Regions from separate parts of the Homo sapiens genome. Here region 2 is linked to region 1. Evidence: read pairs that join two places in POLR2A ChIA-PET (ENCODE). Cell type or tissue: PC-9. All regions are shown on one strand. Each heading gives the region's core, and the rest is flanking DNA. Links, peaks and the distances in the headings are about the cores only.

The links. Peaks named below come from ENCODE experiments on the same cell type or tissue, not always from the same donor. Only the 100,000 strongest peaks of a DNase experiment are listed, where the experiment ranks them.
Region 2: POLR2A ChIA-PET joins it to region 1 with 6 read pairs; 4 of 35 experiments call an interaction of 5 or more read pairs at or near these places.

The regions. Positions count from the first base shown.
Region 1 is chr19:12,577,294-12,580,209 of GRCh38, reverse strand. It overlaps ZNF490 (zinc finger protein 490), which reads left to right. Exons shown (of 5, transcript NM_020714.3): 5 at 1-2,916. Among named protein-coding and RNA genes, the nearest start is that of LINC02926, 27 kb to the right of the region's middle. RefSeq lists an enhancer at 1-286. In PC-9, for the core only: no CTCF peak of the experiment used is centred there; no DNase peak of the experiment used is centred there.
Region 2 is chr19:12,526,129-12,529,044 of GRCh38, reverse strand. ZNF564 (zinc finger protein 564) reads left to right here. Exons shown (of 4, transcript NM_144976.4): 2 at 349-475; 3 at 681-741; 4 at 1,129-2,916. The coding sequence ends at 2,599. Among named protein-coding and RNA genes, the nearest start is that of ZNF564, 24 kb to the left of the region's middle. In PC-9, for the core only: no CTCF peak of the experiment used is centred there; a DNase peak (open chromatin) is centred at 1,394; H3K4me3 peaks cover 1,766 bases; H3K27me3 peaks cover 453 bases.

The sequences.
Region 1 (2,916 bases), core at 244-2,743:
CTTTTAAAGACACCTGAGAATATATACTGGAGAGAAACTATAAAGAAAATTCTATATCCATCCCATCTTTTGTGGGGTTTGTTTTTTGTTTTTGTTTTTGTTGAGATGTAATTTTGCTCTTGTTGCCCAGGCTGGAGTGCAGTGGTGCGATCGCGGCTCACCGCAACCTCCGCCTCCCGGATTCAAGCAATTCTCCTGCCGCAGCCTCCCAAGAAGCTGGGATTACAGGCATGCGCCACCACGCCTGGCTAATTTTGTAATTTTAGTAGAGATGGGGTTTCTCCATGTTGGTCAGGCTGGTCTCAAACTCCTGACCTCAGGTGATCTGCCTGCCTCGGCCTCCCAAAGTGCTGGGATTACAGGTGTGAGCCACAGCACCCAACCTTTTTTTCCCCGCCGCACCCCAAGATGGTGTCTCACTCTGTTGCCCCAGGCTGGAGTGCAGTGGTGTGATCCTGGCTCACTGTAACCTCTGGGTTCAAGCAATTCTTCTGCCTCAGCCTTCCAAGTAGCTGGGATTACAAGTGCCCACCACCATGCCCAGCTAATTTTTATATTTTTAGTAGAGACAGTGTTTCACCATGTTGACCAGGCTGATCTTAAACTCTTGACCTCAAATGATCCACCCACCTTGGCCTCCCAAATTGTTCGTTTTACTTTTTTTTTTTTTTTTTTTTGAGCTGGAGTCTTACTCTGTTGCCTAGGCTGGAGTGAAAGTGGCGCAACCTCTGCCTCCCAGGTCAAAGCAATCCTGCCTCAGGCCCCCTAGTAGCTGGCATTACAGGCACATGCCACCACGCCCAACTAATTTTTATATTTTTAGTAGAGACGGGGTTTCACCATGTTGGCCAGGCTGGTCTTGAACTCCTGACCTCAGGTAATCCACCTGCCTTGGCCTCCCAAAGTGCTGGGATTACAGGCGTGAGCCACCACACCCGGCCCCCAGTTCTTTTTTTTTTTTTTTGAGACGGAGTCCTTGCCCAGGCTGGAGTGCAGTGGCGCGATCTCAGCTCACTGCAAGCTCCGCCTCCTGGGTTCACGCCATTCTCCTGCCTCAGCCTCCCGAGTAGCTGGGACTACAGGCGCCCGCCACCACGCCCGGCTCATTTTTTGTATTTTTAGTGGAGACGGGGTTTCACCGTGTTAGCCAGGATAGTCTTGATCTCCTGACCTCGTGATCCGCCCTCCTCGGCCTCCCAAAGTGCTGGGATTATAGGCGTGAGCCACCGCGCCCGGCCTCCAGTTCATTTTAAAACCATGAAACCACCCACACTGGAGAGCCACCTTCTTAAATGTAAGCAATATGGGAACATCTTCAATGACATCTGCAACCATTGTCGAGATTCTTCGTAGGAAGAATTAAAGGAATGGGGAAGAAGGACTTGGGCCCCAGCAGGCCTTTTGTGGCATCCAGTCAGAAGTTAGGAAACACCCTCTAGGGCAGTGCCTGCCCTCAGCTCTCACACATGACTGGAGAGAAGTGAGAAGACTCCCAGAATCTGCCTTTTAAGTTTCCATCAGTGTCCTCGGGTCAGACTGTGGGAATGCTGTACTTCTAAGACAAAGGTTCGCATCTTACAGTTTTTCCCCAAGTGGGATCTGCCTATGCACATCCTAATTCACAGACATTGTCAGCATTGCATTATTCCAGGGCTGTTTTGAGGTCATCTCCAGCTCCATTTCCCATCTCAAACCTACACTTTGGACACTTGTTTAAACATTCACATCTGAATTTCTCTGTGGCAACCGCAGGTGGCTCTGAGGTGAGAGACTGAAGAAGCAGAGCCTGTATCATGGGACACACACCCCTTGACCACACAGCATCCACTCTCCTGCGGTTACCAGCCCTGCACCAACCACCACAGTCAGAATAATCTCAAAACTGCTAGTGGAGTCACAGACACACTCTGCCATGTCTTAGCTGTAGGACACTCAGAATTCTTACCTCCCCTAACTTGCTTTCCCTGTTTTCTGGCACATTCTACCCTGAGATATTCAGCGGCATATGCACTGATGATGCTCCGGCCTTCTCACGTCAGTGCATGTCACATGCATCCTGCTCCAGGACTGGTTTCCTAGCCTCCCGCTAAGACTAGCACTTAGCTCTTCTTGGAAAAGGACCCACCCTGCAGCGCTCCAGCTCTGTTGTGTATGGGAGGTGCTGGTGTCAGGGTTCACAAGCCATGGAACTACCTTGCTTCACATCACAAGGCAAGGTGAACTCAACTCCCAATAAACTGCTTGCTGGAGCCTCCGAATTCTCCGTTTTCTGAATTGCATAGGCACGATAGGGGTCGGGTCTGTCCTTTGTTGGAGTCAGTCCCCCCTTTTCTTAGCAAGTCAGTGTGTTTTAGAAGGGAGGTGGCAGCATTGAGGGAAACCAGGTCACCATCCACCCTCGTAACAACAGTCTCCCTGGGTGGGTCCCAGAAGTGATCTTTGTGTCGCTCGGGTCGGAACTCTTTAGGCCTCTGGCCTCCACCCTCCCCCAACAGCAGGGATGGGTCAGGTGGCAGCATCCAAAACCACGGTGAAGATACTAGGGTCCAGAGGCCGACTGGAGCAAGGTTTGCTGGCAGATGAGGCCTCAGTGGAAGTGACGGCTACTGTGGAGATGCAGTGGAGGACCTGGTGGCTGAGCCAGGAGATGCACACCTTCGCTTCTCTCACCAGGAACATTCGCTTCTCTCACCAGGAACATTTATGGTAGTATGAGGGGTTGGAACATTATTACTCAACCCATTTCAGGTCCTTTCACATTCTTGAGCTGCCATGTTGTGCTTTTGTAGAGAGATGATTATTGTACTGTGGGAGGTCAGGAAGTTCGAGATTCCTTCACTGTCAGAATGGGCTCAAGGAGCCATCTTTTGTGATAGGTATTGGGGAACTAAGGGGTATCTCTGCTACAGGAATGGG
Region 2 (2,916 bases), core at 108-2,607, 51 kb after region 1:
CAGCCAGGCTGAAGTGCAGTGGCGTGATCTTGGTTCACCGTAACCTCTGCCTCCCTTGTTTAAGCGATTCCCCTGCCTCAGCCTCCTGAGTAGCCGGGATTAACAGGCATACGCCACCACGCCCAGCTAATTCATATATCTGTAGTAGAGATGGGGTTTCACCATGTTGACCGGGCTGGCCTCAAGTTCCTGACCTCAGGTGATCTGTATGCCTTGGCCTCCCAAAGTGCTGGGATTACAGGCATGAGCCACCACACCTAGCCATTTGTGAACTTTTATGAATTGGGTTTACATCCCTGTACTGTCATCTCATTCTTCCTCCTGCATTGCATATTTGGGATGTTTTAGGACTCAGTGGCCTCTGAGGATGTGGCTGTGAACTTCACACTTGAGGAGTGGGCTTTGCTGGATCCTTCCCAGAAGAAACTCTACAGAGATGTGATGCGGGAAACCTTTAGAAACCTGGCCTGTGTAGGTAAGGATGACATCATTCCTTCTTTTAGTCAGTTAGAGAAGAAGTATTTCTTGCTTTTTAATGCTTTTTCATGATGTCTAATGTGGAAAAGGGAATACTTGGGTGAATAAATCAGGGTTGTTTGCACCTTATCATGAACTTAGAATCTAGTCATTTTTCTGTAATGTCTATCAGTTCATAAGGATTTTTTCTGACTATATTTTAGGAAAAAAATGGGAAGACCAGAGCATTGAAGATTGGTACAAAAATCAGGGGAGAATTTTAAGGTAATTTGCACTGACAAGATAAAGCAATGTCTCCTTCTTAGTATGTCATGAAATTTTAAAAATAAGTAAACAAACCAGTAAGCCCAGCTTCAGATTTATTTATTCCTACAACTTTTTCACCAGAAAAAGAAAAAGTGGCATAGATGTTCAGTGTTGCAAAATCATTCACTTGGAAATAGTATTAAGAAACTGTATATATGGATATCACTTTTTTGGTGATAGCTACTGTCAAGCTCTCTTGCAGAGCATTCCATCCATTCACTTTCAAACAATTCATACAGGCCTGAAAACTTACCCTTTCCGCGATTATGGTAAAAATGTAAGTCGAATACCTATTAATAAATATAAAGTCACAAACCACTAAATCTTGCTTTCTATTTTTTCCAGAAATCATATGGAAGAGGGACTCAGTGAAAGTAAAGAATATGATCAATGTGGAGAAGCCTTCAGTCAGATTCTCAATCTTAATCTGAACAAGAAAATTCCTACTATAGTAAGACCATGTGAATGTAGTTTGTGTGGGAAAGTCTTCATGCATCATTCATCCCTTAGTAGGCACATCAGATCTCACCTTGGACACAAACCATATGACTATCAGGAATATGGAGAGAAACCATATAAATGTAAGCAGTGTGGGAAAGCCTTCAGTTCTTGTCAATCCTTTCGAAGACATGAAAGAACTCACACTGGTGAGAAACCCTATGCATGTCCGGAATGTGGGAAAGCCTTCATTTCTCTCCCAAGTGTTCGAAGACACATGATTAAGCACACTGGAGATGGACCATATAAATGTCAGGAATGTGGGAAAGCCTTTGATCGCCCAAGTTTATTTCAGATACATGAAAGAACTCACACTGGAGAGAAACCCTATGAATGTCAGGAATGTGCAAAAGCTTTCATTTCTCTTCCAAGTTTTCAAAGACACATGATTAGGCACACTGGAGATGGACCTTATAAATGTCAGGAATGTGGAAAAGCCTTTGACCGCCCCAGTTTATTTCGAATACATGAAAGAACTCATACTGGAGAGAAACCCCATGAATGTAAACAGTGTGGGAAGGCCTTCATTTCTTTCACAAATTTTCAAAGTCATATGATTAGGCACACTGGGGATGGACCTTATAAATGTAAAGTATGTGGGAGAGCCTTTATTTTTCCCAGTTATGTTCGAAAGCATGAAAGAACTCATACTGGGGAGAAACCCTATGAATGTAATAAATGTGGTAAAACCTTCAGTTCTTCCAGTAATGTTCGAACACATGAAAGGACTCACACTGGAGAGAAGCCCTATGAATGTAAGGAATGCGGGAAAGCCTTCATTTCTCTCCCAAGTGTCCGAAGACACATGATAAAGCACACTGGAGATGGACCTTATAAATGTCAGGTATGTGGTAGAGCCTTTGACTGTCCCAGTTCATTTCAAATACACGAAAGAACTCACACTGGAGAGAAACCCTATGAATGTCAGGTATGTGGGAAAGCCTTCATTTCTCTTAAAAGGATTAGAAAACATATGATACTGCACACTGGAGATGGACCTTATAAATGTCAGGTATGTGGTAAAGCCTTTGACTGTCCTAGTTCTGTCCGAACACATGAAAGAACTCATACTGGAGAAAAACCCTATGAATGTAAAGAATGTGGGAAAGCATTCAATTATGCCAGTTCCATTAGAATACATGAAAGAACTCATACCGGAGAAAAACCCTATGAATGTAAGCAATGTGGAAAAACGTTCAGTTATTCCAGTTCCTTTCAAAGACATGAAAGAGCTCATAATGGAGATAAACCTTACGTAAAGAATGTGGGAAAGCTTTCATTTATCACACAACCTTCGAATACCTGTGAAAATGAATAGTGGAGGACAGGTCTACAAGTATCTACATATCTAAAGAATATGGAAAGTCTTCAGTTTGCTTTCTGGGTTTCAGACTTGTTTGGGAGCTCACCCCTTTCTCCTGTTTCTCACTTTTGGAATAGGAATCTCTATCCTGTGCCTGTCTCATATTTTGGAAATACATGACTAGTTTGGTTTTCACCGGTTCGGAGCTGAAGAAGAATTTTGCCTCAGCATGAATTGAGTCTCATCCATATCTGAGTGATGTGATATTGAGATGACACTTTGGAGTTTGAGTTTAAACATTAGGCTTCATGCTGGAATTAACTGAGACTTTT